6 separate regions of the Mus musculus genome follow, and regions 2, 3, 4, 5 and 6 are each linked to region 1. A link is a loop called in an ENCODE intact Hi-C map of the cell type or tissue named here. Cell type or tissue: heart. All regions are shown on one strand. Each heading gives the region's core, and the rest is flanking DNA. Links, peaks and the distances in the headings are about the cores only. Region 1 overlaps Snx9 (sorting nexin 9). Region 2 overlaps Zdhhc14 (zinc finger, DHHC domain containing 14). Region 3 holds the start of Tmem242 (transmembrane protein 242). Region 4 holds the start of Snx9 (sorting nexin 9). Region 5 overlaps Tmem242 (transmembrane protein 242). Region 6 has its middle 2.4 kb from the start of 3300005D01Rik.

The links. A loop is a pair of places that touch in the nucleus more often than their neighbours do. Peaks named below come from ENCODE experiments on the same cell type or tissue, not always from the same donor. Only the 100,000 strongest peaks of a DNase experiment are listed, where the experiment ranks them.
Region 2: a loop joins it to region 1, with 5 times the contacts of the local background. A loop is called at or near these places in 2 of 42 quality-filtered maps.
Region 3: a loop joins it to region 1, with 6 times the contacts of the local background. A loop is called at or near these places in 18 of 42 quality-filtered maps.
Region 4: it touches region 1 in a loop (2.6-fold over the local background); 14 of 42 quality-filtered maps call a loop at or near these places.
Region 5: a loop joins it to region 1, with 3 times the contacts of the local background. A loop is called at or near these places in 17 of 42 quality-filtered maps.
Region 6: it touches region 1 in a loop (7-fold over the local background); 35 of 42 quality-filtered maps call a loop at or near these places.

Annotation. Positions count from the first base shown.
Region 1 is chr17:5,888,351-5,893,498 of GRCm38, forward strand. It overlaps Snx9 (sorting nexin 9), which reads left to right. Exons shown (of 18, transcript NM_025664.6): 3 at 1,725-1,799; 4 at 3,424-3,549. Among named protein-coding and RNA genes, the nearest start is that of Gm46599, 37 kb to the right of the region's middle. In heart, for the core only: a CTCF peak has its summit at 2,244 (motif pointing left); a DNase peak (open chromatin) is centred at 2,221; H3K4me3 peaks cover 260 bases; H3K27ac peaks cover 1,292 bases.
Region 2 is chr17:5,751,055-5,756,202 of GRCm38, forward strand. Zdhhc14 (zinc finger, DHHC domain containing 14) reads left to right here. Exons shown (of 9, transcript NM_146073.3): 9 at 1,638-2,837. The coding sequence ends at 2,039. Among named protein-coding and RNA genes, the nearest start is that of Gm41519, 17 kb to the right of the region's middle. In heart, for the core only: a CTCF peak has its summit at 2,209 (motif pointing left); a DNase peak (open chromatin) is centred at 2,067; H3K4me3 peaks cover 805 bases; H3K27ac peaks cover 587 bases; H3K27me3 peaks cover 327 bases.
Region 3 is chr17:5,438,443-5,443,590 of GRCm38, forward strand. It overlaps Tmem242 (transmembrane protein 242), which reads right to left and starts at 1,818. Exons shown (of 4, transcript NM_027457.4): 1 at 1,691-1,818; 2 at 1,090-1,190. The coding sequence starts at 1,775. In heart, for the core only: CTCF peaks have their summits at 2,130 and 2,330; DNase peaks (open chromatin) are centred at 1,859 and 2,429; H3K4me3 peaks cover 1,864 bases; H3K27ac peaks cover 1,485 bases.
Region 4 is chr17:5,838,557-5,843,704 of GRCm38, forward strand. It overlaps Snx9 (sorting nexin 9), which reads left to right and starts at 2,768. Exons shown (of 18, transcript NM_025664.6): 1 at 2,768-2,990. The coding sequence starts at 2,979. In heart, for the core only: no CTCF peak of the experiment used is centred there; DNase peaks (open chromatin) are centred at 2,725 and 3,205; H3K4me3 peaks cover 2,644 bases; H3K27ac peaks cover 2,628 bases.
Region 5 is chr17:5,427,402-5,432,549 of GRCm38, forward strand. All of the region lies in intron 3 of Tmem242 (transmembrane protein 242), which reads right to left. Among named protein-coding and RNA genes, the nearest start is that of Tmem242, 10 kb to the right of the region's middle. In heart, for the core only: no CTCF peak of the experiment used is centred there; a DNase peak (open chromatin) is centred at 2,210.
Region 6 is chr17:5,794,276-5,798,275 of GRCm38, forward strand. No RefSeq gene overlaps it. Among named protein-coding and RNA genes, the nearest start is that of 3300005D01Rik, 2.4 kb to the right of the region's middle. In heart, for the core only: no CTCF peak of the experiment used is centred there; DNase peaks (open chromatin) are centred at 286 and 1,776; H3K27ac peaks cover 565 bases.

The DNA of each region.
Region 1 (5,148 bases), core at 604-4,603:
ACACCAGCTGCTATGTCCTCCTAGTTCCCCCCACAGCCCCTAGGTTCCACACCAGCTGCTATGTCCTCCTAGTTCCCCCCACAGCCCCTAGGCTCCACACCAGCTGCTATGTCCTCCTAGTTCCCCCCACAGCCCCTAGGCTCCACACCAGCTGCTATGTCCTCCTAGTTCCCCCCACAGCCCCTAGGCTCCACACCAGCTGCTATGTCCTCCTAGTTCCCCCCACAGCCCCTAGGCTCCACACCAGCTGCTATGTCCTCCTAGTTCCCCCCACAGCCCCTAGGCTCCACACCAGCAGCTGTGTCTCTTGCCCTAAGGCTCCTTGTCTGAGGTTTGTTCCCCAGTGTTCTTCCTGAATACCCCATCACAGTGCAGTGGCTGTATCTGAGGCAGGAAGCTGTGCTTGGTTACCAGGGCTTCTCTGATTGCCTCTCTCCAGCTACTTTGAGCCCCTCTTTTGGTTTATGATAATGATTATTCTCATAGCTTTGCTTTTTGGCCCTATATGCTAAACCTATAGTATTTGCAGCCTGACCAGGCTGCTCAAGCTCTCATGGGCTACCTGGGCTGTGTCTCAGTGCCAGTGGAGGTCATGGAGAACGTCAGATGTCCTGGATGATTGAGAACCGCCCATGTGCTTGGTCCCTAAGAGCAGTGCGTGCTTTTAACCACTGAGCCAGCTCTCCAGCCCTTAGTTTTGTATTTCTAACAAGTAGAAATAGGTTTAGTTTTTAGACAGAATGACAATACATTCCAGCCATTTCGTAAAATTAGTAATTTCCTAATATTATCAAATGTCCTGTCTTAGTTGCTGACTCACATGTTTTTAATTTGAAAACCCCCTAGAATATTGTCCTGACACAGTATTGACTACACTCAACCTTGTAACAAATTATCACACATGACCACAGTTCCCATGGACACCCTTTTTATTAATTATATTTCCTAGTATTTTTCTCTGGAATTATTTCATATTTCCTAGTTTGATTCTCTGGGATAACTTGTTATAGAAAATACACTCAACAATGGGAAGACAGGTCCTTTGGGAAAGCACTTGTTTTATAAGAATAGGAACCTAGGTTCAATCCCGGAAACATAGGACAAAGCCTCTTGGTGGCTGTCACGGGCATGGGTGGAGCCGGGTAGGTTCCCAGGCCTCTCTGACTAGCCAGCCTGCCCCATTTGGTGAGCTCCAGCCAGAGAGAGTTTCCAAACAGAAAGTGGGGCCCATGAGATGACTCAGTGGATAAAGGTACAGGCACCAATGCCACCAAGCCAGTGGCCTTGGCTGATGACCGCAGCATACATGTGGAGAAGGAGAGAACCTACCTCCTGAGTTGTCCTCTGGCCTCCACACAGGCCATGGCACTCATGTGCACACACATGCACATGCACACAATAAAGGAGTACATACATTTTTTAAAAGGTGCACAGCGCCCAAGGAAGAGCACCCGATGTTGCCCTCAGGTCTCCACCTGTGTAGATGCACATGCCTGCACAAAGGAAATAAACATTAATCACTTCTTGGAGCTCAGTGTGTCTTGTTAGAATAGATTATTTTCTCTTCTAAACAAGATTTTAAAATGTAAAATTTTGAACAGTATTAGCTCTATGTATAAAAAGCTTCATGTTTTTCATGTAAAAATTAGAAATTTGTAACAGTTCTCAATACAGAATTTCTAAGCAAGTCCTAACATAGCACTTATCTTCATCTTTTCTGTTAGAATGTTGGTGGAGGATGGCTGGAAGGAAAGAACAACAAAGGAGAGCAGGGGCTTGTTCCTACTGACTACGTGGAAGTAAGCACTACCCACGACCAGCTACGCTCATCTTCGCTGCACATCTCTCTATCAGTTGTTGCGTTAAAAGGTTGCTGGGAAGACAGCAACTGTCTTAAAAGAAGAACTTCAATGGGAAAGTAGTTGGTGCTAATTAAATAAAGTGCGGGAAATACATTGAAGTAGAAATAAGGAAAGAGCTTACCTATGAGCCTAAGCTACAGAGGGTTTAGATTCGCTTCCTTCCAGGGGCAGCTGCCGCCCGCCCGCCTCCGGCTTGGAGGTGGATTGATGTGCAGACTTTCAGTGGATTCTTTAAAAGGCCAGGCTTCACGCTTCCTTCTGCTGCTTTCGTAGACAGGAGGATGTCTTCAATGGGACACCCCAAAGTCCTGCGGGTGACCTTGCCTGATACACAGCCACTCAGCAGCAAAACTCCCTTCAGAGCCTGCTGCCTGGCGCCCCCTGCTGGTTGCCTGTAGGTCTCAAGCCTGAGCATTTGCCTCTCTTGGGTGACAGACACTGAGTTACCTCTGGAAGGCCTCTGGCGGGAAGCTTCCCTGGGCCTTATCAGCAAAGCAGGAGGAGTCTGTCTGTGTTCTCTGGTCCTCCGTTAAAATCGAGCCGTGAGGAGTCTTAAACATCCTGGGAAGTCAGTAGAGCTTTTTCCTCTTCCAGAAGTGTGTGTCCACACACACACACACACACACACACACACACACACACACACACACACACACCCATACACGTCTACATACACATAGCTGTGTCTGCACAGTGCCAAGAGTCCATAGACCCCTGAGCACAGTTTGAAAGTCTGAGGTTCAGATCCTGTGCTGGTTCTGTGCACTGCATATCTGAGATCCTAAAATGGCCACAGCCAAGAGAAATCTTAAGGATTTAGGTTGACCCTGGTAGTCTTTCTATTTATACAAGCATTTGTTTCTAAAGAGGTATCGTTTCAGCTTCTTAGATTTGTTTAATCTTTCAAGACTGAGTTCACTTTACTAGAAATGGACAGACCCAGCAGGCTAACGTTAGAATATGGTTGAACCATCAGAACCATTCACCAACAGGATATGATGGACGTCCGTGAACTAAGATAAGCCATGTTCTGAACTATAAAACACACAATGTGTTTAAAAGAAGAGGGCCAGGCATGTAGCTCAGTGCCACACTGTTTGCCCTGGGTTTAATTCCCAGCACAACTACCCAACAGAGAGGGGAGGGGGAGAGACAGGGAGAATGTGTGAAGGTAGGTTGATCAGTCAGGGGTGTGTGCTCGCGTCCATGTGTGTCTGTAGGTAGGTAGATTAACCAGTCACAGAGTGCTTCTCAGAGTATACTGAAATTTAACTCCAAATAAGTAAGAGAAGGATTGCTGGAAAATACCAAAATACTTGGAAATTAAGCAATCTAAATTACATATAAGTCAAAGAAAAAAATATCAAGAAAAAAATTGAGAGTGTTTAACATAAATATAAATGAAAACTATTGAAATTGTAGAGTGCAGCAAAAACAGCCTTGAGAGGGAGACCTGCAGCCCTGAAGCTTCGGCCCCTCCCCAGGGTAGATTGTGTGTCACCTACTCAAGCTCTCACTGAGATGGAATTGTGAGGGAATAACAGCTCTTTCCAATCCTCAGATTTTACCAAACGATGGAAAAGATCCGTTTTCTTGTGGGAATTCAGTAGCCGACCAAGCTTTCCTCGATTCCCTGACAGCTAGCACAGCTCAAACCAACTCATCTTCTGCCAACAGCAATAACCAGGTAGGCCTCACCTCCTGCCGGGGCTGGCTGGCTTTCCTGAGAGCTAGGCTTGAGGGGAGCCAGGTGGTACAGCATCGCTGTGGGTGCTGCCTGAAAGTAGCTGTGAGGGGCGTGTGCGGTGGCTGGGGGGTTAGGGGTGTTGTGTGGGGGTGTGTGCAGTGTGAGGGTGTGTACAGTGGTTGGGGGGATGGGGTGTGGCGTGGGGGTGTGTGCAGTGTGAGGGTGTGTACAGTGGTTGAGGGGTTAAGGGTGTGGTGTGGGTGTGTACAGTGGTTGGGGGATTGGGGTGTGGCATGGGGCTATGCATTGTGAGGGTGTGTATAGTGGTTGGGGGCTAGGAGTGTGGCATGAGGGGGTGTGGCATGAGGGGGTGTGGCGCTCCTGCTGGGTATTAACAGACCTCACCTGAAACATCCACTAAAGACTGTTTGCAAAACCAATAATACAATGAAAGATGGTGTGTTGAGATTTGCTTTTGAGAATATCAGGATATGGGTATGGACCCCTCCCTAAAAGGTTAAATATTCTCCAGAATGAGGGCCTGCGGAGAAGGAAGGAAGCAGACACTGAGGTGGCCAGTTTCTGCTTGGCTAGACTTTGTCATGGGTCCTCCTGTTACAGCAAGTGTCACCACCCCCCAACCCCCGCCCATCGCCCATAGAAACAGTCAGATAGAAGTAGCACAGCCAGGCACTTAAACTCTTTGTCAGTGATGTTGGCTCTAAGTAGGCCTAGCGTGAGCCCCTGTTTTAGAGAATGTACAGATTTTAAACATGGCTTGGTAGCACACGCCTTAATCCCAGGCTCTCTGTGAGTCCAGGCCAGCCTGGACTACATAGTTAGACTCTGTTTCAAAAAATGAAACCAAATAAGAGAGAGAATGTCCACATTGTGTATTTTATATTTCTACCAGAGACCCTTCTGTAGACTTGAGATTAAGCTCTGTAAATAAGAGAATAGGAAAATGTACAGGCTCTGTCATGTTTTGAGTTGAAATGGTTAGGTTTTCACATGAGAGGGCCTTGTGTCCTCTGGCCCTTTTGAGAGAAACAGTTAAATCTCCATCAATTATTCTGGTCACAGTGCCCCTCCCAGGGGGACAGTGACAACATATTGCTTGGTTCTCGATCACTTTCTAGTCCAGCTACTAAATGTTTACCCAATGCCTGATACTTTCTTATTCATGTGGATGAGTTGAAGAGAAGAAATATTCTACCTTCTAAACAGCCTTCCTGTTGTGAGCAGGAAACGCTAACTTTCCACTCGTTTTGGAGTCTTGCAGTTATCTAGTCCTGCACTCTGCCCTCATGGCCTCTTTCCTTCCCAGCAGGAACCTGTCTGTCAGGTTGCAGCTGTCTGCTCAGTCCCAGGAGAGGCCAAAGGGCAACAGGAGCAGTGGGGACTGGGGAGCGGCTCCACGTGCTGCGTACAGAGGTGGAGCCTTGTACGCACAGCAAGCCTGTTCTCCTAGATAGTAATAAAGCTGTGGCTAGCCTGTGGCTAGGGAGGTTTCCTGGTGGACTTACCAAACTAGTAATCTGTATTAATGGGGCTGGCCTTTGAGTGTTTTCTGAATGGAAACAGTAGACCGCACTTTAA
Region 2 (5,148 bases), core at 703-4,702, 140 kb before region 1:
CCCTCAGATAGAATTCGCCAGTTAGTTTCCAATGTGAAGGATTTACTTCAGTCAACAGAGACAAGCACTCTCTTCCTTCCTTAGTGATGGCGGATGGTGTGCACATGAGCAAGAGTCCTGACTGTACCTGATGACAGCAAGAATCTGTCATCCAGAAAAGGCCACTGCTTTCCCAGCTGGAGCCTTCTGGCCTGCCTTGTGGCCCAGGTTCATTGGCAGGGTACCTGTGGCACTGTGCCTAGCTTTCATAAGCTGGGGTATTTGAGGAGCCAGCATGTCTCTGCCAGCAGGAATCTTAAATGGTGATTGTCACAGAGCAGTCTTACAACGTATCTCTCTGAGCCTGATATCCTGGAAGCATATGTTTAATCAATGAGGCTGCCCCATCAGGGCCAAGCTCATGTGCTATGCAAAGCAGACAGTGGTGCCTGGGCATAACCCTGCCTGCTGCCCTGGAAGATTAGAGTGCTTCTCTAATGCTCTGATAGCTCTGGTGTGGGGCAGGAATGATTGGGGAGACTGGACAATGTATACGTTAGTGGCTCATGGAGTTTAACCAACAGCCGTTCCAGCTGCTTTTCCCAGTCTTCTCATCCCTTTGAATAGCATCTCCTCATTCAGTCCCCTCCTCCTTGCTCCCCCCAGCCCTCCCCTCCATCTCCACATTTCTTTGACATTCCGTTGGCTGGGTGAGACCCGATTCCCCATCCCCAAGGCTGTCATCCTCTGCTGGGCTTCCCTTTAAGTCTGGCTCCAGCCTGGAGTCAAAGACTTTAAACTTCTAATAAACTACTAACTCCTTGGGGCCTCAGCCTTCTCTTCTAGGCTCATGGACAGGGCGGGGAACTTACAAAAGGCATGCTCTGGGAAGGGTGCACACACAACGGGGCATGAAATAGAGATCTGCAACCTCAGACGGTTGCTCTCTACTCCCACTAGGGCTGCCTTGTATGTGTTCCCATGGGCCGCCAATGATGAGAGGCACCTCTGGTTGTGCCTATTAGCAATAACAGGGCTATTAGTATGTAGTTTGGTAGTGACTTAAAACTCAGGGACCACTAAGCCAAGGAAAGCCAATATTTACCAATATTTGCACATCATGTGTGGTAGTGGTTGGTTTGCTTAAACAAACAAACAAACAGCTTCATGCACTTGATCCTCCATACATGTAAGTGCGTGCGCGCACGTGGACACACACATACACACTACATGTACACATGCATACATACTTGCTTGCACTTCACAAACAAACACATACACAGAAACTAAAGTTCTCAAACTACAAGAAGCTGTGGTCTCTATTGCTGTGGGTGGGAAATCCTGTGACCCTTTTCTGGGATTGCCTATAAATGACATCCTTTAAGTTTGGAATCAAGGGCATAGAGGCTATAATGTAGCTAATATTGCACCCTGGAGGCCCACAGAGGTACCTGCTCACTAGAGTACTTTATTCTGCCACACAAGTGTGTATGTGTCATGTGCTAGGGTCTCTCCTAATGTCTGCTCCTTGCCTCTGCCTTACTGACAAGATACTAATGGTTTCTCTTCTCCCTCACCTACCCCCTCCCCCGTCCCACCCTCTCCTTTTTCATCTCCTTTCCACCTTTTCTTTGCTGGCTCCTGCTGCTGTTCTCCAGTGCGACCAAGACCAGTGCATTCAGAGCACCAAATTCGTTTTGCAGGCCGCAGCCACGCCCCTGCTTCAGAGCGAGCCCAGCCTCACCAGCGAAGAGCTGCATATGCCTGGGAAACCCGGCCTGGGCACCCCATGTGCTAGCCTGACGCTGGGCCAGCCCACACCACCCTCCTCCATGCCCAACCTTGCCACGGAGGCCACACTCTCAGACATTATGCCCCTGAAGGATGAGCATGGGGGCCATCAGTTTCTGACCCCAGATGAGGCACCCTCACCGCCAAGGATGCTGGGGGCAGGCAGCCCTCTAGCACATAGCCGTACCATGCACATGTTGGGTCTGGCCAGCCAGGACTCCCTGCACGAAGACTCCGTGAGGGGCTTGGTAAAGCTCAGCTCCGTGTGACCTGCATGGCCAGCCCTGGGGACCACAGGTGACAAACAAAAACAAATTACTGGACATAGCCAAGAGGACGTTTTGTTTGGAATCTGCAGAGTGGACCGGGAAGAGGAGACTCCCTCAATGGGAGGAGCCTGGAATTGAAAGAGGCAGCGTGGATGCAGCGTGCAGCGCCCTCTGTCGGCTGCTTTTGGGACAGACACGAGGAAAATTTTCGACACTGGTGGCCAGACTGAAATTGGACCTAATGTTACAGCTACTAATTGAAATCCACCCGCCGTTCCATTTGTTCATTAAAACAAAACGAAACAAAAGTTCCAAAGGGAAAAGCCGGCCAGACATGGGATTGCATGCCACACTATAGTCTGTGTTACAGCAGTGGTATTCCAGAAGAAAAGATGTCTCTCTGTTTTCCTTCTTTTTAATCTTGTGATACTTTCCAATGTGACAGACCGAACCCGGTGGGTAATGCCATCCTTCGCGACTTACTGGACTTAGCTGTATGAGGATGGGCGTTTCCTGATGAAGAGGGTTACTGGGGGCATCCCCTGTTGCAGACGGCACCTGGGGTCTATCCTGCCCTGGACAGACATTTTAACCCTCTGTCAATGCTCAGATGGATGTCATATTGTGCCACCATGGGGCAGTCCTCGCCTCCTGTGTGACAATGACCTTCCTATGGACAGCCAATAAAATGACTCCTCTGTTATTTTCTTGATCTGTATACAGTTGTCAACAGCTTGCATGTAGTTACTTACTTGTTCACATTATCTCTGGTAAGGAATAATTCAAAACAGCCAAAGTTGAAATCTTCATGTTGTGGGTTATGGTTCGGCTTCTTAGATGGGAGCTGAGCTTGCTAACAGTCCTCAGCCCTTAGCACCCACCTTCCTGATCTGTTTTTAATACAGGCTTAAGGGGGGTTGCTATGAACTAAGAGCCACTCACACAGCAATTATGTGTAGTAAGTGGAGGGAGGGGTACCCAGGAGACGGGATGTTGTCTGGCTGTCTTCTCGGTTCCATGTGATGTTGGGGCGCTACAGACCTCATAGGCATACCTCATGCTCCTCATGAGGCAACAGCAGCCCCACCCTGGAGCTGAGGTCACATAGATCACAACTGGAGACAAAAACAAGATGGCGGCTTCACTCCATCTGTCACCTGGCATTTTAGGGAGCCAGACTATCCGGGAGGAGCTGCAGGAAACTCACCAGCGCTCTGCAGCCTTCATTCCCAGCCCCATATCCAATGGCAAATCCACAGAGCACTCTGTGACTCGGCACCAGGTGCAGGTCTCATTAATACAGTAGACACAATGTTACTGGGGCTAAAACCAATTCCATTCAAGTCAGACAATTGTCATGCTGAAAAGTGGCTGCTTATGTCTTCCTTGTGACATCTCTGAGGCACCTTCACTGTTATGCCCTGTGGCAGTGTAGAAGTTGGAGAAGGTGAATTGTATGTAGCCATTTTTTTTAAGTTTTCTAGACCTAATTATTTGTAATTTAAGACAGAACTGTTCTTACACAACCACACACTGTCAGATGCTCCACCTATGAGTAGATGTCCACAGAGTTCCCCCTACACCTTGTCAACCACATCCGGGCCCCCACCTGCTCCTTACCCTGGACCCAAGGGTGGTCTGGTCTTTTCCCAGTTTCTACCCTTGGGGTGGGGTAGGGGAGCTAGTCTTTATAGATACCTTGGGGTAGGGTGGGGGAGCTAGTCTTTATAGATACCTTGGGGTAGGGTGGGGGAGCTAGTCTTTATAGAGTCCTTTCATTCCCGATACTCCTAATATAGTAGTTGCCAATTTCCTGATACCAACAGCCCCATTTAAAAAATTCCAAGAAGCAACCATAAGTCACTGAATACAGTTGCCCCTCCATCTTCCCTTTCAACTGTGGATTCAACCAACCATGAAAATATTTGAGGGGAGGGTATCTACACTGAGTTGTGTGTCTGTCTTTCCATGTTATTCAATTGCACTGCATTGTGTTAGATATAAATCTCCTAGAGATGAGACAATGCCCACAGAAGGAGGTTTGTGTGTTCTATATGCAAACATTGTTCAGTTTTACTAATAGACCTGAGCTTCCATAGATGGGAGCTTCCATGGGACTCTGGAACCAATCCCCTAAGGACACTGAGGGACAAATATACTTATTATCACTCACCCTGTTCTAGACCCATCCTCCATACATATGTGGTGCCATTTTTCAAATAGGGGTTTGGGGACCTTGGTAAAAATGAATCAAGACGGTTCAGGGACAGGTGGTGTGGAACTTGAATACGACAAGTGGCTAAAATAATTGAAAGTTTAAAGCCCACAGAATGTCACAGACCTTTCTTCCTGTTTGGGAATAAGCAACTGGGCTCTTAGGGCCCTACTTCAGCGGTGAGGGTGAGGGGCACCATCCAGAGAGGTAAGTGGCTTGCATTTCCCATTAACTGGGTCCATCTAGTGTGGCTGAGTGGACCTTGGCATTCTAAATGCTTCGAGAGAGTTAGCAATCGATTGGCTGCTAGCTAGAAAAAAATAAGATAAATATTTTACCGTGCTATTAAGGTTTGGGCCATTAGCACACATAGGGGCCGAGAGGGGGTAAAGTCCATCTGCTTCCCATTCTCCTACCGAGCACTGGGAAATTGGATTTAGCCAGAGCACCCTGGTCCAGATCTGAGAAGGGTGATGATGGCTGAATGCCTGCTTCTGAGCAGACAGGCTGACATGCCACTCTGTGCCACGGGCAGTCAGCACAGTACCACGCTGTGCCCACTTGAAAAATGTTCATTCCAGCTCTGGATGTGATTGTTCAGCCTGGGAGAACAATGTTATATCCCACCCACCCCCAGGCAGCAGAGTGCCTCTCAGAACTACCCATACCACCAAGTCTGTTACGTCCTTGCCTGTGTCAGCCAGGGACACTGACATAAGGTGTGCATGAAAGTGCAAAACAAGTTACAAACTCCATTGTGCAAGCCATGTGATGCCAAGCCCTGAGTGGGTAAACCTTAGCAGGCTTCACACCCTAGGCCTGGTGGACCTTCTCTAGACTAAAAGCAAGAAATGAATGTATTCAGGTTGTAGTGGGTGTCCGGGGTACAGGGCT
Region 3 (5,148 bases), core at 511-4,510, 450 kb before region 1:
CACCAACACTGGTTAGGTCTTAACGACATCTGCCACAAAGTAATTTCTTCTCTAAAAGTATTACATGGTAGAGGGAGAAAATGGCCCATCAGAGGAGCCACAGAAGTGATCTTAGTAGCTCCATAACCCTTTAGAGTATTGAGAGGGAATTGGAAAGCATTTTAGATACATTTTAGTCTCCTGTCATTATAGTATTCAAAGCTTAAGTATGACTATTACAGATAAGTGGAAGGGAATTCAATTGGTTTATGGTTTTTCACATAACATTTGTCTGTAGCACACATCAAGCTAATTGCATAGTTATTGGTGTGAATATCTAATTGTGTCTCTCACAGCAGACATTTAAATTCCCGAGGGAAAGACATGTTTATTTTTGTACCCTATCCACCTTAATCATAGAGTGCCTGAAACATAAAGGATCCCAAGTAAACACTTACTGAGGCGAACAGTAAGTCAGCAATATGGGTGGGAGGGGAAAAGACAAGACATTATAAGCAACTACAATACACATCAAGAAATTCCCCACCAACCAGGGAAAGCAGGCACACGACAAACAGCAAATGTACAATCCTGCTAACAGAATAATGATCTTCTGTCTCTAGTGGATATAGTTAGTCACCCAACACTTTATGAGCACCTACTGTGTGCCAGGCACTTTATAGCGACTGCGGCCCTTGCATTAAAACACAAAAACAAAGTTTTCACTCATTCTAAAAAAATGTTAAAATTTTAACATCTATGAAATAAATATACTTCTTGCAACCAGCACCAATAGTTTAAGTGATATTGCTTTTCTTTCAAAGCAAGGTCTCTTATTATCAATACTAAATTACTTATTCATGCTGTAGGGAAAACAATGTTTCCAAAGTTTTGCTCAGTTATTCTTCAAAGCCTCATTCTGTTAATTTTTAAGGAAGCACACGGAAAAAAAAATCAAGACTGACAACTAGTATACTTCTTAAACCCATGAGGGTTTGTGGGTGTATTTTCAAAACCATGTGAATGAAGGTCACTATTTTTTCCTATGCAAAAAGCTGTCCTTTGTTAAAAACAATAGCAATGCTATGAATGGATTTCAGAGTCACAAACCTTATTGAACCACTCAGGGCTTTTCTTTTTAGCTAATGATAATGTTGTAACAAATCCAGCTAGCATTCCCGCTGCGGCTGCAGAACCAAGGAAAATTCCACCTGCCAAGAATTGAGAGAAGGGATTAAAAATAAAACTTAAATTAAAGAGAATTGCACAACGAAGTATCAGAAACTTTCAGGATTACATTCAAAACTCGAAACATCATGGCTAGGCGGCTCTTGTGAAGTGGGTCTGAGAAACCTGCGTGATCTCACGACCTCGGGTTTCTGGTTCAAGGGTACGCTCTGAAGCTCAGTTCTTCAGGGCTGAGAATGGGTTTTTTTCCCTTCTCTCTGTCCTCAAGGACAGCAGCGCGAAGTTTTTCCACGGGAAGAAGAGATCGTGGCAATCAGAAAAGGGCAGGGCACAAGAAAAACTATAGATAAGGATGGGTAAATACAGTATGGACTGGAGAGTAGATGGCAGGATTTACCCGCCCCTGCCCAAGGAGACTTCACCTGGTGAGTGACATATGGGCCCCACTGGCTGAGTTCAGAATAAGGGCTCTCAGAAAAGAATGTGTTCCGGAACATCACATCCCAGCTCAGAGCAAGCATACCTTTAACCAGAAACAACCGATCGTCCGGAGACCCTGGAGCTTCTAATTCAGAGGACTCCCCGGGCCCAGGACCCGAGGTCTCCATTTTAAAGTCTCCTACTCTACTGTTTCCGTTACCAAAGAGGCCCGAGTGGAAGCTCAAGGGAGAGAGAAGAAAGGTTCCGCGGCTGCCTTCCCTGTGCAACCTGAAGAAAGGTCCGGGTTTCCCACTTTCCCCGCTTAACACTCTTGCAGTGAGAGAAGACAGAAAGGCTGCTCTCTGTCCCAGCCCAGAGCCGAGGGCGGCGCCCCACAAGACGGCCCTCCTGGGAGGATCACTCGCCTTCTTGCAAGGTGATGATCTGTTGGACTTTAGTAAGGTTTTGGGTTTTTTTTTTTTTGGTTTTGTTTTGTTTTCCCTACTTGGAAGAATACTCAGTTCCGACTCTAGGAGGCAGTGAGAGGTCGCAAATGGAGCCGGGAGCCCATCTGCCTGGCTTGGATCCTGGAGCTGTTTACCACTCCAGATACACTTGCACTGCTTCTAAGGATTTGGTCCGCACTAACAGACCACGATTCTAAAAAGCAAGCCTCAATATTTTCCCCGCTTCTTTCTGAGAAATTTCGAAATAGTTATTTCAGGGTTAAGTGACATGCCCAATTCTGGAAGAGAAACATCTCACCAGCTTCGAAGCACACGCCCTTCCCAAGATCTGATTTGCCCGCCCCCAGTGGACGCGCTGGGCTGGCTAAATGATTGAATGAACTGAGCCAATCTAGAGAGCAGAGTACAGAGGCCCTCTCTCAAAGCTTATTAACACGGGCTCCAAGGCTGCCCCGGACTTGCTGGGATCCTTAGCAGCCTGCAAGCAGGCCTGGGAGGACGATGTGCCAGGGTCTACGGACAGAGTAAATGGCTATTGAGGGAAGAGTAGTGGGAAGTAGCCAACGTTTTCAGCCTCTCAAAGGGAGACCTAAGACATATGGCATCATCTTTTAAAATGAAGCCAGTTCTTTAGCCTCTAGCCTTTTTCTGAGCACTTTAAGGGCATGGGCATCTTGAGGGTGGAGATTGTTATCTATACTCATTTGATATTCCCCAGCTCTCAGTGTATTACCTGGTCATGTATAATAAATGCCTGTCCGAGGGACGGGTAAATGAAAGCATTAGTTTTTGCAGCAGTTAAATGCATTTATTAGCTCAGACCTGCGTTCAGGTCGTAAAGCACTTCTTATTTGTGTGAACTTGGTGTTTGCCATATAGCCTCTCGTTACCTCGTTCCCCTCAATTATTAACTATGGAAACAGTACCTCACAGGATTTTTGAATGAAGAGGTGCGTGTGTGTGTGTGTGTGTGTGTGTGTGTGTGTGTGTGTTGTACATCCCTCTTGACCACTTGAAAAGCTGATACAAGAGGATAAATTCAAATCTAACCTAGGTAACAAGACCCAGTTTCAATCTTTTAAAAGTTATGAGTGTGATGGAGTTAGCATAGTGTCTGGCACACATAATATGCGTTTTAATTGCTGTTATCATTGATTCTAGTAGTTTTTAAAGCATTACATACGAACGGTTAAAGCTGCCCAGTCTCTCCCATTAGAGACTTTATCTCTGAAAGTCTGGGGCAGCATGAGATCTGATGCTAGGCTTGGTTGAGGACAACTGCTCTGTTTCTGTCCAGTTCCTTAGAAGCCTAGTTTCAGAGTCTGGGAAGGCCCCTTACAAGTGGGCAAATACTGTGCCCACTTGTAGGCACTTACAAGAAGGACTTATACTTCTCCTTTCCTGTCACATATAATAATAGTGACTATAGCTGCTAACATATTGGATGCTTCCTATATGCCCTTGCTATATCTTTTTGGGTCACTGAGAGCCCATCAGGTGATACTGTTCAGAGCTGGCAGAATTTTTGAACCATGAGGCCTAGTGGTTCAAAGTCACTGAGAGGTGTGGCCTATAAATCCAGCTTTGGCTAATTCAAGAGGGACTGTGAGACCACAGCCTCTTCCTCTTCCTGTCCTTGCTCTGTTCAAGGCCAGAATGGATGCCAGGTGTGGTGGTGCATGTGGGTGTGTTGCAGAGCAGCCTTGTGTACATAAGAAGTTCCAGACCAGCCAGGGATACATAGAAAGACCCTATTAAAAGAAAAGGACGACTTTGCTCTGCTGCTGAAAGACCCACAACGTGAGGACTCCCCCACGTTCTAACTCAGGATAGGCCACACCCCAAATCACTCACGAGAAACAGTCTTGATGCAAACTGCAAGAGGTTTATTTGGGAAAGACCAGTGCACTGGGGACGACTTGTATCCCATGCAGGGGTAGAGGAGTTGACCACGAGCTCAAGGGGTCAGGAAAACAAAAGAGGAAACACAGACAAACAAGATCAGTGCACTGGGGACAACTGGTATCCCTCCCAGGGATAGAAGAGTTGACAATGAGCTCAAGGGGTAAGGGGTTTATAAAGACACAAAAACCACAAACACCTGGCATTGGTCTATAGAAAGGCAAAAACCACAAACACCTGGCATTGGGCTATAGAAAGGCAAAAACTGCAAACACCTGGCATCCTGGAACAATGGGGCTATTTTGGACACAGATCTAGGGGCTTAAATAATTTTTTACTCTCTGTCAGGATCTTTTACTGCCTCTTCTCATCGTGATGGCGATGCGAAAGGACCCTTGCCTACAACTTTCTTGTTTGTTCATTTGCATGGATGGGACAGAATCTACCTAATCTGGACCAACACATTGTGACTGGAGTCTCCAAATCTGTGAGCAAAGATAGACTCCTTTCCTTTATATGTTAATTATCTCCAGTGCTTTGTCACAGTGATTGATGGGAAGCTGTCAAAGTACAGCACCACACTTAATGTTTCAAATGTTTTATTTCATTTAATCCTCTCTATAAACCCAGAAAGAATAACACATTCAAGTGCACACAGCTGTTGAGGGGCAGTCCTGGCTTTTCAAAGCAGGTTCTTCCTTAATTGATGGGCAGGTACTCTTCATCTGAGCTTAATTTCTGGTGTTACCTAGAAGGGCTTGGTGGTCACAGACTGCTGGCCCCGTGCCAGAGCTTCTGAGCCAAGAAAGGTCTAAGAACTTTCGTGTCTGCAAATGGAGAGCTTTTTATGATCTCTTTCTTTGCTGCATCCCACCAAAAGCACAGACACATTTTATTTCAAGGATTATGTTATTGTTTACCCTAAGGGCTTGAACGGAGACTATGTTTAAATCTAGGGAACTTGCAGAGTCCCGTGCCCCAAGGCCTGTCTCATTGTCTGAGTGCCTCCAACCTGTGTGAGCCCTGTCTGGTTTTATAAAGGTGCTGGCACTTTGGCTGGCTCTTTGGTTGTTTTCCAGAGCCTCAGAAGTCCTTAAAGATCAAGGACGGGAATTCCTGGCTCTGTAACTGGGACCACATTCCAAGTATCCCAGAGAGAACACCAAAAGGAAACATTTCTTAGAGATAGTGT
Region 4 (5,148 bases), core at 539-4,538, 50 kb before region 1:
TATAGTCACATCTCAAAGAGAACTTTGTGTTCCCATGTTCATAGCAATTCACACTTTGCCTAGTAAAAACATGGGTGGCTTTACTTGTTTATTAGGGAAACATTTTTAAAACAAGTGTTTACTTGTTTATCAAGTTAAGACGTGAGTTATTTGCTTATTAAAACATGAACTTTAAACAGGGCTGGGGAAGTGTTGGTGGCTAAGGACACTTGCTGCTCTGCCAGAGGATTCAGGTTTGATGCGCACAGATGATAGCTCACAACTATCTATAGCATCAGGGCCAGGAGATCCAATGCTCTCTTTTGGCATTCATACACATAAAATTAAATTTTAATATAAATTTATGCTTTAAAATTCTTTTTAAGCATGGCCAGTATGATCTGGTTAAACTTTCTAGACTTTTTTGCACTTGTACACCATTTCTTTACTTTTCACACATGTGGATTGTACACTCAATATTTTCTTCCGTGTTTGGCAATACTCTTAAAATACTGTTTGCCATTGATATCCATGGGTGATGGGTCCCAGACTCTCTGTAGCTATAAACTCTGAAAATGTTCAATTCCATTCACAAAAATGGGCATAACGTGCCCATAGAACTTTTATGCAGCCTCCCATCTTTTGAACCATTTGTAGTACAAACTGTAGGTAGATAAATAGCTGTTATTTTGTTGTTTAGAAAATAATTTACAATCAGTACAGAGGCATTTTTTTCTTTTCAGATATTTTCAATCTGAAACTGGCTGAATGTGGGGATGGGAATGTGTGAAGAGAAAGGATTGATTGTATTAGCCTTATATAAGCCTCCTAGAACATAAATTCATATAATTATGTCTTACTGGGACAATCCTCTTAACAAGTACATGGATGTTTTCTTTTGGGGCTTAAAATGCTTTGATAAATATCTTTGCTGACGTGTCCCAGTCTGAATGGAGAATTTGTCCTTAGAAGCTGTTGGTCCTAAGGCTAGGGTTACTTTCAATTTTGATATTACCAAGTCAGTTATTTGAGCCATGATTTATCATTGTAAATAAATAATAACTTTTTCAAAGGGTTAAATAGGATATGGGCTTCCTGTCTAGAATACAGAAAGAAGGGTCTCAATGACTTCCCTGTTCCTGTCAGGAGAAGGACAACAGCCTGGACTGCCCAGATGGCTCAGCTGATAAGGACTCGGCAGCCACTGTCTCAGTTTGACCTCCAGGACCTACGTGGTGGAAGAAGAGAATAGACTCCTATAAGTTGTCCTCTGACTTCACACGTGCTATATGCATGTTCACACTCATAACTTGTATGTGTGTGTTAGGGTTCCTAGTGTGGTGATAAAATAAATCCTATGATAAGCAACTTGGTGAGGAAAGAGTTTATTTTGCTTACGCTCCTGTGTCAGACTCCATCATGGAAAGAAATCAGGGCAGAAACTCAGGTCAGGAACCTGAAGGCAGGAACTGATGCAGAGGCCATGGAGGGCAGCTGCTTACTGGTTTGTCCCCCAGGGCTTGATTAGCCTGCTTTCTTACAGCAACAAGGGCCACCAGCACAGATGTGGGCTGGGCGACATAGCTGGGCCTTCACACACCTTTAATAATCAAGAAAATACACCACAGGCATGACTGAAAGTCAATCTGGTGTTTTTTGTTTTTGTTTTCCCCTAGATGAGGTCCCCTACTTCTAACATGACTCTAGCCTTTGTCAAGTAGACATGACACTAGCTAGCAGTAACACACACACAGACACAAGAATATTTCCATGCCTGACTATAGCATTGATACACACAAACATCCACAGAAAACTCTGAATTACCACTTAAACACTATTTTTGGCTGTAACTTGCAAATTCTCTGGTCAGTAAAAAAAAACATTTTTTTTTCCCCAGTGCTGGGGTGCAAACACCTATGTGTCATTCTTTCTACCACCCCCAGTCCTAGAAGCTACAAATTTGACAGTAAAATTAAATATCAACTTCCTGGGATAAGAGAGTCGATTTTATTTGTCTAGAAGATGCATCCTTATTATAAACAACTGCATTAAACTATTGCACTGATTAAGGTAAATCTTCCAGTCTCATCTTTTGTGAAAGTCTCATCGATCAATTCAAACCATTCGTTTATTAATAAAACCCATACAGATCCAACTGCAGACAAACTACTCTCAATCAAAGATGTTATAATTCGGGCTTCTCTTTTAACTTAAGGAAACCTGTTGCGCCCTCAAACTTCTTGAGGCATTTTTAAACAATCCAAAGGGCAGAATTGGGTCATCTCAGGTGGAGTCCCCAAGCGTCCAGGCCCAGAAGCCCAGGCCAGATCACAGCCTCCGAGAAATCCCATGCAGCCTAGATGCAGGAAGCCATTGCTCGCCCTGGGCTGGCTTGTCCGTGTGGCGCTCGCAGTAGTCACCCCCAAGCACCCCGATCCCTCAGCAAGCCCCGCCGTGGGCCCGGGATCCCAGGCGGGTGGCTCCCGTCAGTTCCCGGGGATCACCGTTCTCCGGCTCGCAGAGAGCCGGGCCTGAGGCACAGCCCCCCTCGGCGCCGCGCCCAGCGAACGGCTCGGCGGCGGCGGCGACCAGGCCGCGACCCCGACGCCCGTCCGACCCCGCAGCCGCCGCTCCAGCCAGGGCCCTGCGCTCGGAGCCGCGGGCGGCGGGGTCGGGGCGGAGGCCGGGGCGGGCGAGGAGGCCGGGCTGCGGCCGAGGCCCCAGGCGCGCTTCCGCCGCGCACGCCGCGGTCCATGGGAGGCTTGGCCGGCGGGGGCGGGGGCCGCGCAGCCGGGACTTTCAGGAACTGCAGGCGCGGGCGGCGGCGGGAGTCGCCGAGCCGCGGGGGCCGGAGCGCCGAGAGCAGGACTGAGGCGGAGCCGCCGCGCCGGGCCGCAGCCACCGAACCGCAGACGGAGTCGACCTCCCCGCCCGCTTAGGGCCGAAGCTCCGCAGCACGGGAGACCAGCCGGCCCGCCGGGGCCGGGGAACCGCCCGCCATGGCCACCAAGGTGAGGGGCGCGCGGCGCAGGCCGGACCGGCCGTTCGGCTCCGCGGCGCCGTGGCGAGGCCGAAGCGCCCCGACGCGTCGCTCGCGAGCTCCCCCCACCCCTCACCCCGCGACCTCGGGCACCAGAGCGGGGTCACGCCGAGCGCTGGGGTCCGCTCCCCCTGGGCGGCGGCGGCTCCGCAAAGTTTGCACCTGAGCGGAGACGGGCGCCCCGGCACGCGGAGTTCCCGTAGCCCCGGAGCAGCGCGCGGGCCACTCGGACGCTGCCGCTCCGCACTGAGCCTGGCGCCTGCCTCCTTCCTCCGTACGGCAGCCCGGCGCTCGAGCCGGGCGGGGAGGACGCTGCAGCCTCCGGGAGTCACGCTCCCTCCGCGTCCACTGCCTTCCAGGCTCTCATTTTTTCCTTTTGGTTTTGGCTGGCTTTTTCTGTTTGAATGGGACGTTTTCGGAGCGAATAAAGTATCAAGAGGGAAATGACTGTGCTTTTAGATTACGTGTTTGCCGGCAGAAAAAAAAGAAAAAGAAAGAAAGAAAACATAAAAGGCCCAGGCCCCAACTGCTTAGTGGAACTTTGGTTCCTGCTTGGTAAATGGCCAGGAATCTTGGTTTGCTTATTTTTTTGTTATTGTTTGTGAAATTAGCAGTCCGTTTTTGCTATCTGAGTCTGCAAAAACAAAACAACAACAACAAAAATTAGTTTCTCCTGTTCCTTTTTCTTGTGCGGTTTCAGTAGTCACTTGGGAATGAAATAGCCACCGGGAAAAGCCTAAGCCTTGGAAGTGAGGACCTGGGGTGGGAGGCACCATAGGTGAACCTCTGATAGACCTGCGATGTGCGGGTAGCAGACAGACTGGTACTCGGAGCTTTGATTATGTCACCTTTACAAACAGCGTGCCTTTTCCAGATTTATTTTTGACACGTCTAAGCTACTTCTGGCTTGATGAAAACTTTTTTTTTTTTTTAAAGATGGGTGTTTATAGAAGGTATAGGAAAGTGTTAAGGAATTTGGAAGGTCAGAAGTGCCTGATTTCATTTAGTCTGTTGAAGTTGGGGCCCAGAAAAATTCATTTTCTCTGTCCTGACTCTGTCTAGGTGTAGTGTTTATATGTAAATGAAGCTTCTTCAGAAACCTACTGCTACTGTTGAAATAATTGCCTTGTTAGTAGTATATCTGAGCAGTTGTTGCTTGGTTTTCCTAGATATAAGACAACTACCTACCTTTCAATATACTTATATTGTGACAAACTTTGTTGGAGATGAAACCTAATTTAAGCAGAGGATTTTTGAGGTTTGTTGCCTAGACATTTCAGAAATTGAAAATTCAATTACAGAGTTATCTTGCAACATTGACAATGATTTGTGACATAGACCCTATTCTGTAATATTTGTACTGATCTGAGGCATGCATGCCTACTTCAGCTTAGCAAGTAATGCATATATCCAAGCAGAGGAAAAAGTTTTATTTGATGGTGGCGAAGCCTTATGTTTCCAGTGAAAAAGCACGGCTGTCCTTGGGCTGAAATTGAGGTGCCTGTGACCCCTCTGCACACTGCCTCACTACCTGTGTAAGCACTTCCTACTTGTTATCTGCTTCTGAAGGCAAATTCCAGCTCTCCTGGCTGCCTGTTGGTGCCCTTCCCTAGTTTGTAATCACAGTTCCAAGAGGCCGCATCCCCAGGTGGACCAGAGGACAAACCACTGCCCTCTGAAGAAAGGGGCTGGTTGGGAAAGCCTCGTTAAAGGGAACTCCTCTGCGCTTTTCTCCGTTTGTGTGTCAAAGCAAAGCTCATTTTTGAGTTGGTCCCTGAAAGACACACCTCTTCCCTTCCCCACAGCTGAAGAGTTGGAGTTCTTCCCTTCCTTGAACCCTGTAGGTGGTCAGGTGTACTTAGCAAGGACTGATGATGGACTCAATGACGTTTAAGCCCAAGTAGTGCCCAGGCTTTTGCTATAAGAGCTAAGTGTTGGGAAATGAATGCATCACGTGGACAGCTGGTAGGGTTGGGATTGCCTTAGTGCTTATGGGAAAATGGCTTTAATTCTCCCATACACAGTTTTAGTCTAAGTCGTTCTTACAATATTTTCTTGAATATACACTTATCTCTGAAGTCACATGATTATTTTGAAAAATATTTATTTTATGTGTATGGGTGTTTTGT
Region 5 (5,148 bases), core at 447-4,446, 460 kb before region 1:
TCTGCTGTACTTTTCCATAGGCATCTTTTTAATAATGAGTAGCTAAAGAAAAAATTATAAATTATCTTTTAAAAATTACAGGCTCTACACATTTTAGTTTAAACACACACACACATTCATCTGAAATTTGGATTATGATGGCTCCCCAGAGGTGGCCTCAGAGTGGTGCTAATCAATGGTGGGAAACTTGGGGAGAGGGCCTTGTGGGGAGGGCAGGAGGATGCCGAGAAGGATCCTTTGGGACATGGACTGTGCGAGTCTTGCTCTCTGTTCCTTAACTAGTGATGTGAGCCGTCTGCTCCACCCTGACGCCAGCCACTGCTTGCGTTCACTGCCCCAGGAGCAGAAGACAATGGGTTGCTCAGTCATAGACTGTGACTTCCAAAACTGGAGGCTGAACAATCTTTCCTGAGGCCATTCATGACCTGAGATACTTTGTTACAGTAACAGGTAGCTGACCAACTGGTGATACAAAGGCAAATCCCTCCTTTTTCAATAGTTAAAAAAACGTAATAACGTTAGATCTCCGTTTCCCCACTAATTTAAAATTAAATCTCTCACAGAGAAATATTCATCCCTGGATTTTATTACATTCCAGCTCCTACAAAGGCAACAGCTGTAAATTATGAGTTCTCACTCCAGCAGGCATCATGAACATTCTATACACGGCACGAGAGAAGCCTCGCCTCTTACAAGAGCAGAGACGATGGTGGTGAGGTGAGCCTACGACCTCCGGACTAGAAGGGAGAGTCTGGACAATCCTGTCCGTAGACGTGTGATGTAATATAGAAGATTCCACTGTGGGGAGCGGGTGTGGCGGCAGTCCCAAAGGCGCCAGGGACTGCAGCTAAGTCGTATGACTTGCACCTGACTTCCTCATATAAACCACAAACATCTTGAGAGCTGCGCAGGTGTACCAGGATACTGGTGAATCCATTTTGATGGAGATATGCCCCTGCTGCCCTGATTAGCTGAAGCTGCGTGCCTGGTGAGGGGGCGTGGCCTGCGGTGCGTGGATGAGAGAGAGTATAAAAGGAGTGAGAGGCCCAGGGTTCGGGGGAGATATAAACAGGGGAGATATAAACAAGAAGAAACAGGACTGAATAAATGTGTGCAGAAGGATCCTGTAGCAGCGTCGTTCTTCCTGGCCAGTTGAGCGCGCGCAACATTCCACCCAAACATTCTCACTCAGTAATGCTAACTGGTGGTGACTCCAGGCCTCTGAGGTAACAGTACACAACACAGGGCCACACCACTGGTTGAGCACACCCACAGTCCCTTCTAGTTATAACTACAGCAACTAAGAAATAGTGGGATAGCTAATGTTTCACCTTCTGAGAGAGAGAGAGATAGGGTGGTCTAGCTGTAAATAAGTGAAACCTCTTCAGAAGTCCTTGGACCACCAGTTAATACCAACTAGTAAGTAATAAAGGGCACTAGTGACAAAATTAACATGTCACTACATGAGTAACATGCCAATAACTAAACAGAAATTTGCTTTCCTGCACAAACAGGAGGTTTCCACTTAAGATAGTATTTCGCTCAGCTATTCGCTAAGCCACCTGTCCTAGTAACAGTCTAATCACACTGGCCCAGTGTGTACCTGCCAGGGCTGAATGCCCTGTCTCCTGGAATCGCGTGCACAGCTGGTTTAAAGAGGGAACCAGGAACCTACAGGAAAGGCTTCCCCAACTACCCCCCCCCCCCCCGTCCCTGCTAGTAAAGCTACTGCGGTGAAATATTGCCTCGATCATATTCAAACGATAAACTACCACAACTCAACCATAATTCAGAAGGAACCTCGAAGTCATATGGCCCATCAAGCTGCCCATGCTGGCTCAGTACCGGTCAAGGCACTGGGGTGGATAGGTGCTGAACTTCGAGCTGTTTCTAAAGGTCTCACCTTTAACCTTGGGTAAGGTCAGTGCCTTTGGCCAACAAATGCAACAGCTTCTAGCAGCTGTCCTTTTTGTGAACTCTGCTTAAATGCTACACTACTACATAAGATACAAATGCATTTTTACACTGGATGTATACTATGTGTTCTCTGTGCAATGGAATTTCACAATAACTGTGGGTAATAAAGTAAAAAGCAAAGCCACTTTAAGACACTGAGAGTCTGCTGTGAGCAGTTTAAACATGTTGCCTCTCGGGCCAGCAGGGGGAGCTGTGAATTAAAACAGGAAATGTTAAGCGCTTCAGGCGAGCTGCTCACAATCAGCCACTAGATGGCAAGCAAGAGGAACTGGATTTACAGCAGAGAGCACAATTCAAAGGTAGCAGTAGCAATTACCAGACAATGGAGCTAGCTTTGCTCTGCCTGCTTTTATCCACCTCCATGCTGCAGAGGTGTGGGTCATCCTGAGACTGTCATCTTAAGTTGTAGAAAAGTGACATTTCCCCAAGTTGGGCTAGACACAGAGATTCAAGTTCACGCCTCCGAACACTGTTCTAGGAGCCAGGAGCAGGGTTGTGCCCTCTCCTGGTGTGTCAGCACACAGCCAGCTCGGGGTAGCCCCACAAAGGGGTTCTAGAGTACTCACTTGATGAATTCGAACACTCCCACCCTGAGAGACATGCCCTGGCACGGGGTTTAGTCGGAGGGTTTGGCCTTCTAGGGGTGTCTCTGGAGAGCGTAGGGACCAGATGAGCCTAGCGGCCTCTGAAGTGGGACAGGGTTTGTCTACGTCCTCTTCCTAGTAGGACATTAAGGTGCAGTGTCAGAGTCCACAGAGTCAGTAACGCTAACTAGAAAACATTTTCTTCTCTCTCAAATATTTTACCTAGGTAAGAATCCCCTTATTGGTGTCATAAAACAAAGTCGTTCATGTTCTAGAAACTAAAATAGCAGTCTGGCCCATAAAGCCAAATCCTCGGGAGTATGATAACCTACTTTTGTTGGTCTATGAAAATTTAGATTGATTTCTTATGATGACTCTTTTATTTTATTGATTTTATTCCCTTTTATTGAAAATAGACCTGCCCTCACATGGGAACACGCGGTTCCCTCCCACTTCCCCACTCATGCAGATCCACCTCCTTCTGTCTAGGAGCCTGGAGCAGGGTCGTGACCTTTGCTAAGGGAGCCTCGTCTCTGCAGAGGCAGATCTGGGAGCCCCCATGACTCTCACTGGAACACAAACAGGACTCTAAGGGATAGGAGTAAAATATGATAAGATAAAACAGAACTATCACATCAATATCGGGCAAAACAAACAGGAGGAAAAGAGCCTAAAAAAAGGAGAGAGACCCACTCAATTGTACACTCAGGGACCCCATAAAAACACTAAACTGGAAGCCATAACACACACACACACACGCACACACACACACAGTACTGGTAGGATAAAAAGATTAAAAAAAAACCCATAAAATGCTAACATGGAACAGTCCTGACATGACACTGTGAGAGAAGGGACCTCCAAAGATGCTGTGGAGATCATTTTCTGCTAGCCATCTAGTGCTGGGCATACGGCCTACCCCTAAGAGTAGTTTGTTTCCCCATGAGCCTCCCTTGGAGGAAACACTGGATACAGTTTCGGGCTAGGGATGGGGGTGTGTTCACGTCTCCTTTCAGTTCTAGGGCCCAATCCGGTGCAGGTCCGTGCAGGCCCTTCGCTTGCTGCCTCAGTCTCTGTGTCCATAGCGTTGGCTTAGGCTTAGAGAGCATTGTTCTCTTGGTGTCCTCCATCCCTCTGGCTCTTACCCTCTTTCTGCCTCCTCATCCACTTGGTTCCTTGAGCCATCCCCCTGAGGGGATTTGATGGAGATGTCCGATTTATCGTAAGCGTTCTGCAATCTCTCACTCTCTGCAGAGTAACTGTGGGTCTCCTTATCTGGTCCCATCTGATGCAGGTTGAGCCTCTCCGGCGATGGCTGACCAAGGCACTAAGCTTCGAGTGTAGCTCAATGCCATTTTATTGCTACCTCTGTTTTATCTTAGAACAGTATTTGGTTCTACTCTAGGCCCCTGGGCTATCTAGTCTGAGGCTCTTGGTACTCAAGCAGTGATAGCCATGGGTTCCATCTCACGGAGTGGGCCTTAGGTCACATCAGGTATTGGTTGTGACTCGCACAAGCTTCAAGCTTCGTGTCATCCTTGCACTGTCATAGCAGACCAGCACTAAGGATCCAAGTGTGGCTGCTGCCTGGGTGTTTGTGCTTCTCCTTTGGTAGCGTACAGAGCACTTTCCTGTACCAAAGATACTGGAGCTTAGGGATGGCTCTAAGCAGGAGTCAGATGGGCTTCTCCGTGTTCACTGAGCTATGCAGGTGGTGTCTTCAGCCACGGGGCCTTGCCTGTGATGACTCTGCACATCAGAGTACCTGCGCTCTCCACCTCAACGCTCACCCTGCTGACGACCCACTCACAGCACTAAGCACTGGGAAGATAACAGGCTGTCAGCCAGCACCATCGGCTAGCATTTCCACAGGAGCAGAGGTGTCCCCAAACAGACCTCAGCCAGCCAGGGTGGTCTCCGGAGCTCCCAGGCAGCTGTGCTTTATTTTGGGTACAAATGAATAAAAATGACATCATACACATGGATGGTACGTCTGGGTGGTATGAGCATAAGCATCCTGTGCAGTCTTTAAAAAGCAATATTGACATATCGTGATGTTTCTAGGAAAGAAAATCATTTGCCCACGTACTTCTGTCAACACTCTCTCCCAGCTTCTCAGACAGCCACTCTCTTGTTCTACACAGCTGTAAATCGTTTGTTCACTTGTACCTATGTCCTAAGCCTTTTCTGCTTCAGGGGATGGCTTAAGAAGTCTCCTCTTCTATGAGGAGAGAAAGGCCAGCACTGTAAGACACTGACATCCATCTAGGAAAGCTTGGTGAGCTAGCGAGAACCAAATGGATCAGATCAATCACATCCAACACTCCCTTCCCCTTGCCCCTACTTTATTTCCCATTTTAGCTAGTGAAGGAAGGTAAAGTTAGAAAACCTAGGCCCTAAACATTCAGAGCTGAGTTCCAAGCTCAAGTCTGCTGGCAGGAAGGTATGCTGTATTAGGCAAGTGACCCACCCTCACCAGCTCCCAATATTACATCTTCTAACTAGCTATGTCTAAATGGCTGGTATAATGCCTCAAGTGGGAGAAATGGAACAAATACCAACAATCACCGACAACCCTCCAGTGACA
Region 6 (4,000 bases), core at 1-4,000, 95 kb before region 1:
GGCAACAAATGGGTACTCAGAACATGGGTAGAAGAAGAAAGAAGGCGGGAGAGCCATCTAAGCAGACAGGCACACCACTGGAGATATCATCTGAAACAGAAAGGCCAAGCCCATGACTAAGGTGACCCCTGCCAACCTCTCAAGCAAGCTCCCAACACTCCCCTTCCCATATCTAACAGGAAACACATGGGGGCACACACACACACACACACACACACACACACACACACAGTGGCCCAACCGCCGCTCTCCAGTTACAACTTCCAGGAAATTATTCCAGGAAGTGAAAGCATTTCCGGAAAGCAACACCTCAGGGAACAGAAGTGCTGCCCTGCACAGGAAGTTCTGTCAGGGAAGCAGTTCTCCAGAACAGATGACCCCAGCATCCCGAAGGAAGCTAGCTGCTAACTGTCTCGAACTCTGTGGCTGCTGCTCAGAAATAAAGGTCAAAAGAGTCACCTTACCTAATTGTGAACTGCAGAATCCAAATTAGAAGACTTTAAATTTGGCTAAACTAACTGTTTGAAAGGAAGATGTCTGAGCAGTGCAATTGTTATCCCTGGGGCTTCCCTGAGGCCCCTGAGAGGGTCTGCCCACTGCTCAGAAGGGTCAGTCAGAAGGGAGTCATGCCACAGGAAGTGACCCAGTGAGTTTCTTCTCACTGCTTAATGATGGGAAGGCTCCTGGAATCCAGGGCTTGCCCACACATCCATCAACTGCCTGACTTTAAGTAGCAAGTATGACAGTTCTTCAAATTTAGAATACAGGTGTAACTGCTGCTCTGTCTTGCTTTCATGAGAAGCAGAGGGCTTCAATCTGCCTAAAAGCCAGGCGCCACTGCCTCAGCCTCAATTTACCCAGCTCAGCTCTAGTTGTTATATTCAAAACGGCACCTGTATCCGTCCCAGGATTCTTGCTACCCTGAGAGAATCCTCCAAAACATTCAACATAAGCCATCTCTCCTGGCCAGTGATATAATATAGATATGAAGTTGACATGAACCCTAGCCTTGATCCCCAAGATGTGGATAAAGCCTACTGAGGGCTCCTAGAAAGGAACGGGGTGAGAAACCTTTAATACCAGGACTTGGGAGGCAGAGGCAGGTAGATCTATGAATATGAGGCCACTCTGGTCTACCAAGTGTGTTCCAGGACAACCAGAGCTAAACAGAGAGAGCCTATATTGAAAGAAGGAGAACAAGAAAAAAAAAAAAAAAAACAAGCTCAGTCTCTGGGTCACACCCACCAGATTTTTTTCCTGTGAAACTAGACTTTGTTTCAAGTGTGACCTTTGAGATGAGACATACCATCAGCTGACTGAGAAGACTGTCCTCGACAGTCACAAACGATAGCGGTGAATGCCTGGCTGCTAAGACAAGTTATGTTGTATTTTATAATCCTTGCTGGTATGATTGAAAGAGTCACCTTAGAAACCGTGTACCTCTGTCCTCCATAAATCACAGAGCTCCAGAGAAGCACGGTCACCTCACCCACTGCCTCTGCGCTGTCACATCAAGACAACAACTGTATCATTTGTGTGCATCCAATTCTTCCCATTTTCAGTGCTGAGTATACTTTTCCAAGGTTCTCAAGATATCTTGGTCCTTGAAAGAAGACCTTGAGGATTGGTGTCACATCCATGCCTTGATACCTCCTGAAAATGCATGCAAGGTACTAGATTCTCTAGCTAGCAAGCCAACATTCTTCTTCTGAAATTGAGCCGCAGACTGAGTTGAATCCCTAGGGGGCAACATAGTCAAGTACATCGGAAGGATCTACTTCTGGCCAGTAGAGGGCGAAAGTCACGCAGACAGAGTATTTCTTCTGCACTATAGGAAGTTGTGGTAATAAGCCCACAGTGACAAGGCTGTAAACCCTGAATGATAATCCAGCTAAATTTGGTGGTCATTCCCTTGGGACTCAGCATAACGTATGTTTGTTACATTGTCTCATATGTGGCCACATTAACTTTTAGATCAGAAACTAATTTACAAAAACACAAACACACACTAAAAACACTTGCAACGTATTATTTACAACTTACTGTTTCTCTCATAAAAATCAAGACAGTCAAAATAACAATTATAATAATGAACACTGCTGCAGAAATATTCCAGAAAAACGAAGTAGCTTAAATGCCTTAAAAGTATTGTTACTCATCGTCCTATGCTCTGCAGTCTCAGCCTCGACTCTCACCCCAGCCTCCCACTCACCCAAGAAGCAGCAACCTGGCAGAATAATGGGCCCAAGTCACACTGCATGAGAGAGGTGACACTCTTCTGATTCAGCTTCAGGATCCCCTCCCTCAGCTACTGCCTTCAGTCACCATCACACTTAATTAGCTACTCCCTAAAGACTCCACCCAGTCCTTGCTGCCAGAGAGACAAGTCGACAAAAGACACAGGCTTCTCATTGAAGAGCTCATTTTCCAAAGAAGCACAGAGACTAATAGAGAGATGGTTGTGTTCTGGTTTAGCGTGGCCAAGTCAGAGAAGAGTCACCCAGGGAGGAATGCGTTAGCTTCCCCAGGTGTGTTAACTTCCCATTGCTGGGACACAAAACCTGGCTCAACAGCCTAAAGGAGAGAACTTGGGTTTTGATGCTGTTGTTTTGCAGTGCTGGAGAATACACGGAGGTGTTCATGCTAAGGAGGTGCTCTACCGCTGACATAGACCCACCCCCAGCATCATTAGGAAGGTTTGCTTTGTCTTATAATTCCAGAGATCTCTGAAACTGATTAGCTAGTCCTGCTGCTCTGGGCTTTACAGTGGCACAGTGCATGGTAGAAGTCTGTCGTTTCCTTCACAGCAGCCAGGAAGGAGAGAGAGAGAGAGAGAGAGAGAGAGAGAGAGAGAGAGAGAGAGAGTAAAGGAGGCTGGGTTTCCAATATCACCTTCAAGGACACATACACAATGGCTCAGTCTCTTTCCTTAGAGTCCGTCAACTCTCAGGATGGAGAACAAGACTAAATGACATGAGCCCTTGGGTAGTGCTCCAGATCCAGGGCATGGCAGAAAGCCAACAAGCACTTGAGTGGCAGGCTGCCAGAGTAGCCGTCAAAGGCTTTCATGGCCCCATTTCTTTTCCTATCATGTGTTTCCAAAATGTCATAGTCCACACAGAGTACAAGTGGAGACAGGGGCCAGCTCTAGTTTGCTTGTATTGTTCTGATGAAGACCATGGCCAAAAACCACTCTGGAGGGGGGAAAAGGTCAACTGTAGTCTGTCTTACAGGTTAGAGTTCAGCGTGAAGGAAGTCACAGCAGGCGCTCAGGGCAGGAAGCTGGAGGCAGGAACTGAAACAGAAAGACCATGGCTTGCTTACATAGCTTGCTTTCCTATACAGCCAGGACCACCAGTGCAGGGTGGCAGCGTCCACAACCCACAATGGGCAGCCCTTCCCCAAACCCACCATTGACCATTAATCAAGAAAATGTCCCACAGACATGCCTACAGGACAATCAAATGAGGCATTTACACACACACACACACACACACACACACACAAACACACACACACACACACACACACACACTTAACCTCTATGCTGTCTTGGTTCCTACCTACACAGCTATCCTGGTAAAGTAGCCTCTGAACTAAGTTTTATAAAGGCCAATTTAGGCCAGGCATGGTGATGTATGCCTTTAATCCCAGCATTCAGGAGGCAGAGGTAGGCTTATTTTTATGAGTTTGAGGCCAGCCTGATCTACAAAGTGAGTTCTAGGACAGCCAGGGATACAGAGAAACCCTGTCTCAAACAAACAAACAACAAACAAACAAAACATCCAAATCAGTGAAGGAGTGAATGGTCTTGGCTGCATGGCGTGAAAGGATTCCAAGTCCACAGAACAGCACTAGCATTGGAGTTCTGAAACTGACAGGTCCCTGTGGCAAAAGCTCAGGTCTGAGGACGCTGGTGACAAGAATGCCTTTAAGAAACGGACAGGTGCTAGGTTACCTGCTGAGAAGCACAGATGTCATTTGGAAAGCTAAGAGGAAG